2 separate regions of the Homo sapiens genome follow, and region 1 is linked to region 2. A link is a contact called in ENCODE Hi-C data. All regions are on one chromosome and are shown on one strand. Each heading gives the region's core, a stretch centred on a gene start or an enhancer-like site at or near the end of the contact. The rest is flanking DNA. Distances are from core to core; before and after follow the strand shown.

Region 1 (5,465 bases), core at 626-3,125, 51 kb before region 2:
TTAGCTGGGCATGTTGGTGCGCGCCTGTAATCCCAGCTACTCAGGAGGCTGAGGCAGGAGAATTGCTTGAGCTGAGATCGCACCACTGCACTCCAGCCTGGGCAACAGAGTGAGACTCCGTCTCAAAAAATAAATAAATAAAGTATTCCTAGCCAATCTCACACAGGCATGGTTACTTTTTTCTTCTGTATCCTCTAAACACAGGCTCCATTTGCATTATGTTCATTTAAAAGTTTTCACTTCAGTTATATTTACCATTTTGGGGGGTGATGTCGGGAAGTGAGGTCTATCCAGGACATTGTCACAAGGTAAGAGCCATTTTAAGACAAAGTATTGAGTTTTTCCCTGACCTCTGGGATACCAGCTCCCTTGAGTGGATTACCCACTTCTTCCTCTTTTATTTTTATAATGAAAGCCATCCCCACCTCTTATCTAAGTGACTGTGTCTCCCCCACGCAGACAGAGTCTGATCAGCTCCCAGTTAACAATTTCTAGCTCTGAGATTTTGATTCCTCTTGTTATGAGATGACAAAGAGGAGGAGGAGAAGTCCAGGAGTGAAGAGGCTGGAACTTTAATTCTCAACTCCCAACACAGCCTCCACCCTAGGGCCAGGAGACAAGAAAACAGCTGTGGTGTGGAGGTAACTTATCCTCTGCATCTCCCAGTTCTCAACACCCCAGTTTCAGCAGAGAGACAAGACCTCCCAATGGGAAGTCTGTGCCTGCATCCAACTTGCCATGGTCTCAGTCTGTTAGAGCAGCTTGGAAGGTCCACAGAGCAGATCTGCTCCTCCGTGACCACCTGTTTTCTCCAGAGTCCTGGGGCAACAAAAAGTGTCAGAAGACACCAAAATGGATCACTCTGAACTCCTTAGAATGTCTGGACTCCTTCCCTTACCACATTCAGGTATTTGCTCAAATGTTTCCTCTTTATGGGCCCCTTCCCACTCAGCTTCTCTAAAACAATACAGGCACACCTTCCTCTCAAACCTGTGTTAGGCTACATTTTTCATACTAATTATCCTCACCAATATCTCCAGTCACATTATACTATTACTTGTTTATTAATTTATCATCAAAATCCAATATTTAATTAAATACTTCATAGGTAGGTCATTTCTCTTTCTCGTTCACTTCATCTCTCTTGTATTACCAGTGCCAAGAACAGAGTCTGACACTAGAACAGAGTATGCACTCTGTATTTTAAATGAATATATCAATGAATAGATTAAAGAAAAAAAATCAGTGAATGAACAAGGACTATACAGCCTGACTCTTCTCTCCATTCATTCTTCTCTGAAGCAACATAAAGTCAACCTGCAATCTCTCTCCCTGGAGCTCCCCTACTATGTGGCAGGCAGATATATGGAAGGAATGGGGAGAAATGAGAGAGCAGGGACTTGGGTAGTGGCAGAGCATTGTGCCTCTCGCCAGCATAGGGCAGAGAAGAAATGATTCTGCCCTCTGCTCTGGAGACAGGCTTTGCTGTAGAGCTCATCCTCTATGCAACTCCCACTGTCCAGTCTTCAGGCTCTAGGTATCCTTGTTCTAGGAGGCAGCCAAGCCCCGGCCCTCCCATCATGATGCTCTCCTACTGTCTACTTCACAGAAAGGAACCCCCTCTGGAAGACACTCACCTCCGGAGAAGCAGCCTGGACTGGAAAGTTCTACTGCTCCCCAGGGACCAGCCCAGGCTATCTCTCGCTCACCTAGTGCTGAGCTATGCTCAGGAGACAGGAACAGCTGCTTCTGTCTCCATTCAGAGTGAAGGATACTGTCCTCATACAGAAGCTTATGCAAAAGTCCAGAAATACGAGTGCTGAGGAGAGAGTCCAACTGTCTCTATCTCTCTCCTTCTCTTTGCTTCCTTCTCTCACTCCCTTATCTGTCTCCAAGGATGAGTATTCACTGAGGAACAATTTGTACAAGTTCAGAGACACACCAGGGATGCTGTCAAGGAAAAGCTGCCAAAAACATTCACCCTTCCCTCCTGAGGTTAATCAAGTTTTAGAACACCGAAAAGTTGTCTAATGGGCAAACTTGAAATCTCCCTCATGAGGAACCTCTCAACACTCCAGGTTGCCTTCCTTCAGGCTCTGAGTTATCACCATGCAACCCAGGCTGTGAATGGTTAGCCCCCTGAACTGCTCCATGCCTCTCCCTGATTCCACGTGGCCCTGTGGAGCCTAAGCTCCCCGCTCGCCATGATGGCCCCACTAGTGACTCCTAGGCACAGAGCAAAATTCTAGAGGCCACCAAATGGAATTTTATCAAAAATTTTCTCTTCATTTCCAAGTATTATGAAGCACGTGTTTCCAGATGATCTCTGCACTCCTATCAGAAATCCTCTGCCCATAGTTATGGGAACCCTGCTAAGTGAGTAATAGACAGGGTCTGCCACCTGCTTCAACCTCATGGACTGTTCATGCTACACCCATTCCACTGTTTGCAACATGCAGACATTCCAACTGTGGCTTCTCAGTCATGGGAACTGTGCTGACAGCTGCCCAGGTGGCTGTGCTGAGTCATGTTATGACAGGTGGAGAACTGTGAAGGAAGGGTGCTGAGAAATGAGGAAGTCCGAGGAGGATGGAACCTTTGTCTGAGAAAGCAAATTACAGATCCAAATTCCCTAAGTCAAGGCATGGTTCGGTTTCTCCAGACATGTTTCCAGGGTTATTAACTATACAGTGGCAGAGTAGAAAATGGAGCAGTAGGAAGGAATGTAAAATAATAAAAACCCCTGGGAAAACATTGGTTTCTTATTAACTTAAATATACATCTACTCTGTGACCTACCAATTCTATTTCTAGGCAGTTGCCTAATACAAATGAAAACATGTCCTCACAAATATTTCTGTTATCATGTTCATTGTATATTTATTATAGCTACTAATGACAGAAAATAAATGCCCATCAACAAGATAATTTGATATTCATATGAGGAAATACTATTCAGCAATGATTCACTACTTGCTAATTCAGTGATCCCAGCGACTTTATAAGACATAACTAACCCCAGTAATGAGAGTCAACTACGTATTTATATAAGGGAATAATGGTCAGGAAAAAAGTAACAAAGTACTGATGTATACAACATAAACAAATTTCAGATACATTACACTGCATAAAATAATCTGACACCAAAATATGCTTAATGTATGGTCCTAATGTAACATGCTCTAGAATGGACAAAATCCATAAAAGAAATCCCAGGCAATTCTTGGAAGGAAATTGACTGGGAAGGATTATGAGATAATTCTTGGCTATACTATCCCTTTTTAAATTGCTGCAATATATTTGGTCCACTTTTCATTTAGGCCTCTATGTTAATGAGAGATATTGGTCTGTGGTTTTCCTTTCTTGTAAGGTCCTTGTCAGGTTTGAGCTATCATAAATGAATGGAAAAATAAGCCCTCTTTTCCTATTTTATGGGAAAAAAACATTTGCATTATTTCCTCCTAAATCGTTTGGCAAAGTTCATCATTGAGAACATTTAGGCCAGGAGTTTTATTTGTGAGAAAGTTTTTAATTACGGGTTCCATGTATTTAATAGCTATGTGACTATTCAGAATTTCTACTTCAGTTTGTGTCCATTTTGAAGAATTGTGTTCAAGAGAATTGCTTAGTTCATCTAAATTGTTGGGTTTATTGGCATAAAGTTGCTCATACTCATTTTCATGCTTTCAAGGTTCACTGTCTCTGTTATGATATCCCTTGTTCCCATTTCTGATATTGTTACTTTGTGTGCTTTTGCTTCCTTATTATTCTTGCTAGGGATTTATCCATTTTATTAATTTTTTCAGAGACTTTACTTTGGCTTTGTTGATTTTTTTTCTATTTCTTTTCTGGTTTATATTTTAAGTTCACAAGTCATTTTTTCCTGTGTATGTCTTCAAGTGGCATTCTTTTCATAAGAATATCAGTCATATGCTTAGGAGCCCACCCTACTCCATTATGACCTCATACTACCTAATAACACCTGCAACAACCTTATTTCCAAATAAGTTCACATTCTAAGGTACTGTGGGTTAAGTCTACAAGGGATGAATTTAGAGGCACAAAAATCCGACCATAATGGACATCTTGATTGCCTCTGACTTGGGACGATTATGAATAGAGCTGCTATAAATATTCACGTAGTAGTTTTTGTGTGGAGATTAATTTTCAACTCATTTGGGTATATATCAAGGAGAACTATTACTGGATTGTGTGCTAAAATTTGTAAGAAAGTACCAAACTTTTGGAAGTACCAAACTGTCTTCCAACGTGGCTGTACCATGTCGCATTCCCACCAGCAATGACTGAGAGTTCCTGTTGGTCCACATCCTCACCAGCATCTGGTGTTTTGGATTTTAGCCACTTACTAGGTGTGCAGTGGTGTCTTGTTGTTATTTTATTTTATTTTATTTTATTTTATTTTATTTTATTTTTATTTTATCTTATTTTATTTTATTTTATTTTATTTTATTTTATTTTATTTTATTTTATTTTATTTTATTTTAGATGGCGTCTCACCCTGTTACCCAGGCTGTAGTGCAGTGGCATTATCTCGGCTCCCTGCAACCTCCACCTCCACCCCCAGGATTCTAGCGATTCTCCTGCCTCAGGCTACCTAGTAGCTGGGATTACAGGCACCCACCACCATGCCAGGGTGTGTGTGTGTGTGTGTGTGTGTGTGTGTGTGTGTGTGTGTGTGTGTGTGTGTATGTTTTTAGTAGAGGTGGGGTTTTGCCATGTTGGCTAGGCTGGTCTCGAACTCCTGACCTCAGGTGATCAACCTGCCTTGGCTTCCCAAAGTGCTAGGATTATGGGCATGAGCCACCATGCCTGGCCTCATTGTTGTTTTAATTTCCAATTCCCTGATGATATATGATGTGGAACATCTTTTCACATGCTTATTTGTCATCTATACATGTTCTTTAGTGATCTATTCAGATATTTCCCCATTTTTGTAACCAAGTAGTTTCTTGTTGAGTTTTGAGGTTTTTGTATATTTGTGATACATGTTCTGTAATGTGTATGTGTTTTGCAAGTATTTTCTTCCAAACTGTGTCTCTTCTTCTCATTCTCTTAAGTCTTTCTTTCACATATTGTGCTTTTGGTATTGTAGCTAAAAAGTCACTACAAAAGCCAAGGTCACCTAGGTTTTTCTATGTTTTGTTTTAGAGTTGTAAAGCTTTACATTTCACATTTAGGTTTATGATCCAAGTAGAGTTAATTTTTTGCCAAAGGTATAAAGTCTGTGTCTAAATTTTGTTTGTCTGTTTGGTTTGGATTTCCAGTCATTCCAGCAACATTTGTCGAAAAGATTATCCTTTCTCATTGGATTGCCTTTCTTCTTTTATTAAAGATTCGTTGACTATATTTGTGTGGGTCTATTTCTGGGCTCTCTGTTATGCTTCATTGATCTAATTCTCTATTCTTTTGCCCAAAACATACTGTCTTGCTTACGGTAGATTTTTA
Region 2 (5,867 bases), core at 2,532-5,031:
TAAACATTTTGTATTCCAAGCAGCAATAAATGAGAGTTTCTGATGCTACACATCCTTCCCAGCTGTTCGTTTTCTTATTATTGAGTTTCCAGGTGTGTGTGTGTGTGTGTGTGTGTGTGTGTGTGTGTGTACATACTGGATACAAATTATTTATCAGATATGAGATTTTCAAATATTTACTTCCAACCAGTGTCTTATCTTTTTGTTCTCTTCATAGTGACTTTTCTACAGCAAAAGTTTTCAATTTTGACAATTTTTTCTTTCATTCATTGTGCTTTTAGTATTTTATCTAAAATTTAACCACCAAACTCAAGGTCATGTAGATTTTCTCCTAGACGTTTCATAATCTTGCATTTACATTAAAGTCATTTTATCTAATTTTAGGTAAGTCACAAGATACATGCTGAAATTCATTTTATCTTTTAGAAAACTTTTATTTTAGGTTCAGGGGTACATGTGCAGGTTTGTTATACAAGTAAATTGCATGTCATGAGGGTTTGGTGTATTGATTGTTCCATCACACAGGTAATCAGCATAGTACCCAATAGGTAGTTTTTGGTGAGGGCTCTCCTCCCATCCTCCACCCTCAAGTAGGCCCTGATATCTGTTGTTCCATTCTTTTTGTCTATATGTACTCAACATTTAGCTCCCTCTTATAAGTGAGAACATGCAGTATTTGGTTTTCTGTTCCTGTGTTAGTTTGTTGGGATAATGGCTTCCAGCTCCATCCATTTTGCCTCAAAGGACATAATCTCATTCTTTTTTATGGTTGTGTAGTATTCCATGGTGCATATTTTCTTTTTTATACATATTTTATATATATTGCATAGAAACATTGAACTATTCTAGCACTGTTTTTTGGAAAAATTAACCTTCTTTACTGAATTTCCTTTGCAATGTTGTGGAAACTAGGTTGACAGTTGTTTAAATCTATTTCTAGGCTCTCTATTCTCTTTCATTAATCTTATATGCCTATCATTTTTCAATACCACACTGTCTTGATATTGTAACGTCACTAAAAGTCTTCCAATTGTGTAATGTAAGTCTTCTTTGTTCTTTTTCAATGTTGTTTGGGCCATTCTATAACTTTTGCGTCTCTTTATAAATTTTAAAATTCTTTTGTTACTATCTGCATGAAAGCTTGCTAAAATTTTGTTACGATTTCCCTGAATCCATGAATGAAATTGGAAACAATTAACATACTAACAATATTATGTCTTCCAATCCATGAAGGAAGAATCCAATTTCGGGGTGATTTAAGGGTTTTCTGCTAAGATGATAAACATATTGTGTTAGATTCATACCCAGTACTTCCCTTTTTTGGAGATATCAAAAATGATATTATTTTATACATTTTAATTCTAATTGTTCATTGTTAGTAATTTCTTTTGCATGTTGACCTTGTCTCTTTCAGCCTTGCTAAAATATATTATTACTTACGGGAGTTTTCTGGTAGAATCTTAGAGGCTTTCTATATAGACAATTATGTCATCAGCTAATCATCAGGAAACAATGTTCACATGGTTATTCATCATACTGCATTCTTTACCATGCTTTCCTGTCTCACTTCATTTTACTTTGCTATAGTAGAAGTGCATCCCCCCACCCACAAATGAACTTTTAGCCCTTAACTCTTGCCTAAAGCTGTGATTTCTAGAGGTCCAGCCTGTCGTCAACCTTTAACCTATCCCAAAATAAATAATAACCTATTTTTTAAATAAATATCAAAATCAGAAATTGAAACTATTAAAATATATAGAGAAGATTAAATCATTTTATTTTAAAGTGAAACGTATATAGAAACACTACACTGAACACATGCATAGCTTAAGAAATTATTTTGCAACCACCCCTTGGATCAATAAATACAACTTTAATAGCAACCGCAGAAGCCCATTCATGTGTCCTATTCTAATTCACTCATCACATCCTCAGAAGTAATGATAATCTTTACCTTTAAGTAATCATTTATTTGTATTCCTTAAAGATTTTATCACTCCAGTTTAAATTATCACACACTATAGAGTCTTCTACTTTTTTTTATTTGATATGTTCTTTACATCGATTCTAATCTTCAGATTCTCTCTACAGCCTTTTCACCTCTTTCCAATCTATTTGTTGAGAAGCTCAGGTGTTTTTATGGTAGAATTCTTAGCATCTCCATTCTCCCAATTCCACCTACATGGTGCAGTTCAATGTGTCTTTCTGTTCTCTACATAGTTTTCTATAAGTTGGTTGGTTCAGAAGCTTAGGTCTGATGAATAAAAAATATCATCTTTGGAAGGTGATTTTTTTTTAAATATTGTGAACTCATAAATTTAAAAATAGTTGATAGGTTGGAAGCACAACTTCTTTCATCTTTGGCCAGTAGAAGTCTCCTCTAATTGAGTCCTGAGTATTCTAATACAACCCTAGTAATCTTTCACATCTGGTATGATATGAATTTTCAAGTTCATCTTGTGGATTCCCCATCCTAGATGAGGAATCAGTCATTTCTCCAAGAAGCCCTGATTTCTCTTACCAGGAAATTGTATTGCAAGACTACAATATGGGCCTAGGAATGTTCATTGTAATCGAATTGGCCAATGTTGCTAAGTTATGGCAATGAACAGAGCCAGGAGTGAGAGACAGAGAAAGAGAGAGCACACGCACTGAGTCTGCCCATATATAGAGATTTACCTAAGCTCCTCCATATTATATTAAGAAATAGAATATTCCATATTTATTTGAAATAAAGGACACATTTCCTTTGTTTCACATTATACTCACAACCATCCTGGAATACTATCTCCATCAATATGATTACTGAAAATATTTTTTAAAAACTTTTGCACATGCTTTCCCATTATTCTCTTTTTTTAAATAAAATCTATTGTGTTACATCTACTCTGTCAGGGCATGTAAATATTACAATGGACTTTCGTTAAGTCATTTGAATAGAAAAAAACTTTTTAAATGATTACAGAAATATATATCATAAAAGTAATAATTAACCAGACAAAGGCAAAATGAATACCTCTATATGACAGAAGATTTCATTAAGATGCAAAGAGTAAAAACAAAACAGATTGGACAAAGATAATTTCAACACACATAGGATAATTAAAAGAAGCCCCCACAATATCCCAACAATATATAGTCTTACAAAAGCACTGAAGGTCTGGGAATGAGAGAAATGTGAAGCTCCATCTCTTCTCCCTTATTATTCTCCCAGTACCACTACTCAGCTCTGCAGAAACATTACAAAGTATCTAGAGTTACTAAAGATTCTTCTGTCAAAATATGTCCTTTGTTACCATCAGATATTTGGATAAGCAAGCACACTTTCCTTGGCAATTAGAAGCAGAATGATGTCTTTTATTTTTGAGTTGGTAACACATTATTATGAAGTAGCAGTGAAAGCAATGTACACAGCTGTATCATAAACAGCCTCCCTCACCGACTATTCCCATGAATGCCATTCCCACCAACACATCCCCAAGATAACTGATTTCCTGGTTTCCCTCCTAGGCATTTCTTCATGCAACTATACCCAAATAGAAATATAAACAGAGTTTTGCTTTGTTCTTACAAAAAGGAAACACATAAAAAAATTGGTCTACTCTTTGCTTTTCTTTCTCAACTGTGTACCCTGAAGTACTTTCTTGTAATGACAAAGAAAACTTCCTCATTCTTCCTACAGTTATGTAATGTTCAACTGAATGAAAGTGCCATAAATCATATGAGTAGTCACCTTTTGATGTCCATTTAGGTTGCTCCAAACATGTGTAATCACTTGTGTAAGAATGCAGAAGAAATCTGTGTCATGCAATACAGAAATATTAATTGAGAATAGTGGGTATGACAGGAACAAGGGAGACGATGGGGCAACACAGAAACTGAGATATAAGGATTAAGGGAGCTCACTGTGGAGCTAGAAGGTGGCTTGATAAACTTGGTTTTTGTGAGTGAATGAAGGGGGAAAAGGAACAAAGAGATGAATCTGGTACTAACAGAGAGAGAGAGAATAAATGAAATTAATAAAGAAACTGAGCAGGAAGTGGGATAGCAAAGGGAACATGGAGGGTGAATGTACCATGTCAAGATTGAAGAATGTGTGAGACAGAAAAAGGGGCCACAGGCCACCTGTCCCTCTGCCCTCTCTCCAATCCACCCTCAGCCCAAGGACACCGCAAAGCCATCTATCCCTTATCACATCGCCTTCCAGAACATACCTCCATTGCGCTCCCTCATTTGATGTTGGCGACGTTAGGTAAAAAAAAATGTTTCTTTCTAAAACCTTTCATCTATGGCTAAGAAGGTGCACAAATTAGGGTTAAACCTGTATCAAAACACATTCATTCTGAAGATTGCTAAGCAGTCAGTATGGGGGAGTGAGTTCACTGTCACAACTTCCAGTCAGAAAACCCATAGAAAGTTACTATCACCATTGAATATTGGAGGCAGGAACTACATTGAAAGCTTGAGGGTGGACCACAGGTCACTGAGAGACACAATAGTGAGGCTTACACGATGAGAACACACCATGAAACCATAAGGCAATAAAGGGGAAGATAATTCTGGCATCTAGAATCAAATTAGTACAGCAGACATCAGATAAATCACATTTCTTGCTTTTCCCATTCACAGTCTGAGAGTTCTAAAATCTTCATGTATTTCAGATGTTTACACTTGTCATATTTATTTTGGGACATGTATTTATATACATTAAAAAGAATAAATTGATGTATTTATTCTTTTTAATGAAGTCACCCAATAATGAATTGAAGCACTGTCTATGCCCTAAATGTTCTTTGTAGATTACAAACTATTTGATGATGAAAACTGTCATTTTAGATTTAAATTAGTACCTTCAGATTACTGAAGTCCATGATAAGGATTGTCCCCAGGACAGAGCTAAATTCTGAGGAGTTGATAGCAGTGTTTCATGCCATCTCCAAAGGCCTGTATGAATTTGTCATTCCTCAGGGTGAAGATGAAAGGGTTCAGAAAAGGGGTCACCACTAAAACCAGCAGTGACGCTATCCGGTTATACTTGGCTGCCTGTGTTTGCTTGGGTTTCGTGTAGAGAAACAAGCAGCTGCTGTAGCCGATCACAACACAGGTGAAGTGGGAGGCACAAGTGGAAAAGGATTTCCTCCAGCCAGAGGCTAACGGGATCTTGAGGATGGTGGAGATGATGTAGGTGTAGGAGACAATCGTAGGGATCAAAAGAACCAATGATAATGAAAACAGCCATTAGAAAAAGAATAAACTCTGTGAAAAGAGTGTCCTCACAGGATACCTTGAGCAATTGTCCTCAGTCACAGTAAAAATGATCTAACACATTTGATTTGCAGAAAGTAAGCTGAAAAGTGGCATAAACTGGCCAGATTTGAAAAAGGAACCCAAACACCCATGATACAATGACCATCCAGACACATGTGCTGCTGTTCATAATGATGTTGTACCTCAAAGGGTTACACACAGCCACATAATGGTCCACAGCCATCACTCCCATTAATGCCAACTCCGAGGTACCCAAAGAAAGGTATATAGCTGTGCAGCACAGGCTGTCAAAGACATGATCTGGGTGCTTGGAAGCAGCAACCCCCCAGCATAAAAGGGGCAGCGGTGGATGTGATCAGGATCTCCAGGACACAGAGGTGGCCCAGGAAAAAATACATGGGGGACTGCAGATGTTTATCAACACAGACAGTGACGATGATGACCGTGTTTCCCATCACTGTCACTGCGTACAAGAAGAAGAAGTTCACAAAAAGGATACGGCGTACTTCTTGGGAGCCAGGGAAGCCTAAGAGAAAAAATTCAGTGGCGCTAGAGTAATTCCCCAACATTTACTTCTGAGTGCTTTTAACTCATGAAAT

Evidence for each region. A loop is a pair of places that touch in the nucleus more often than their neighbours do. Pooled maps may share reads with other maps.
Region 1: a map of heart right ventricle shows a loop between it and region 2 (6-fold over the local background). The contact joins the promoter of OR9A4 here to the enhancer-like site in region 2. A Hi-C loop is called at or near these places in 3 of 168 maps with a recorded cell type or tissue (Calu3, astrocyte of the cerebellum and heart right ventricle) and 1 of 50 pooled maps.

What each region holds. Positions count from the first base shown.
Region 1 is chr7:141,912,809-141,918,273 of GRCh38, reverse strand. OR9A4 (olfactory receptor family 9 subfamily A member 4) reads right to left here and starts at 1,875. Exons shown (of 2, transcript NM_001001656.3): 1 at 1,638-1,875. RefSeq lists a silencer at 2,818-3,018.
Region 2 is chr7:141,862,830-141,868,696 of GRCh38, reverse strand. It overlaps the pseudogene OR9A3P. Among named protein-coding and RNA genes, the nearest start is that of PRSS37, 24 kb to the right of the region's middle. Within about 2 kb of position 3,781, at least 2 of the 41 ENCODE cell types and tissues checked have a DNase peak (open chromatin) inside an H3K27ac peak, as active enhancers do.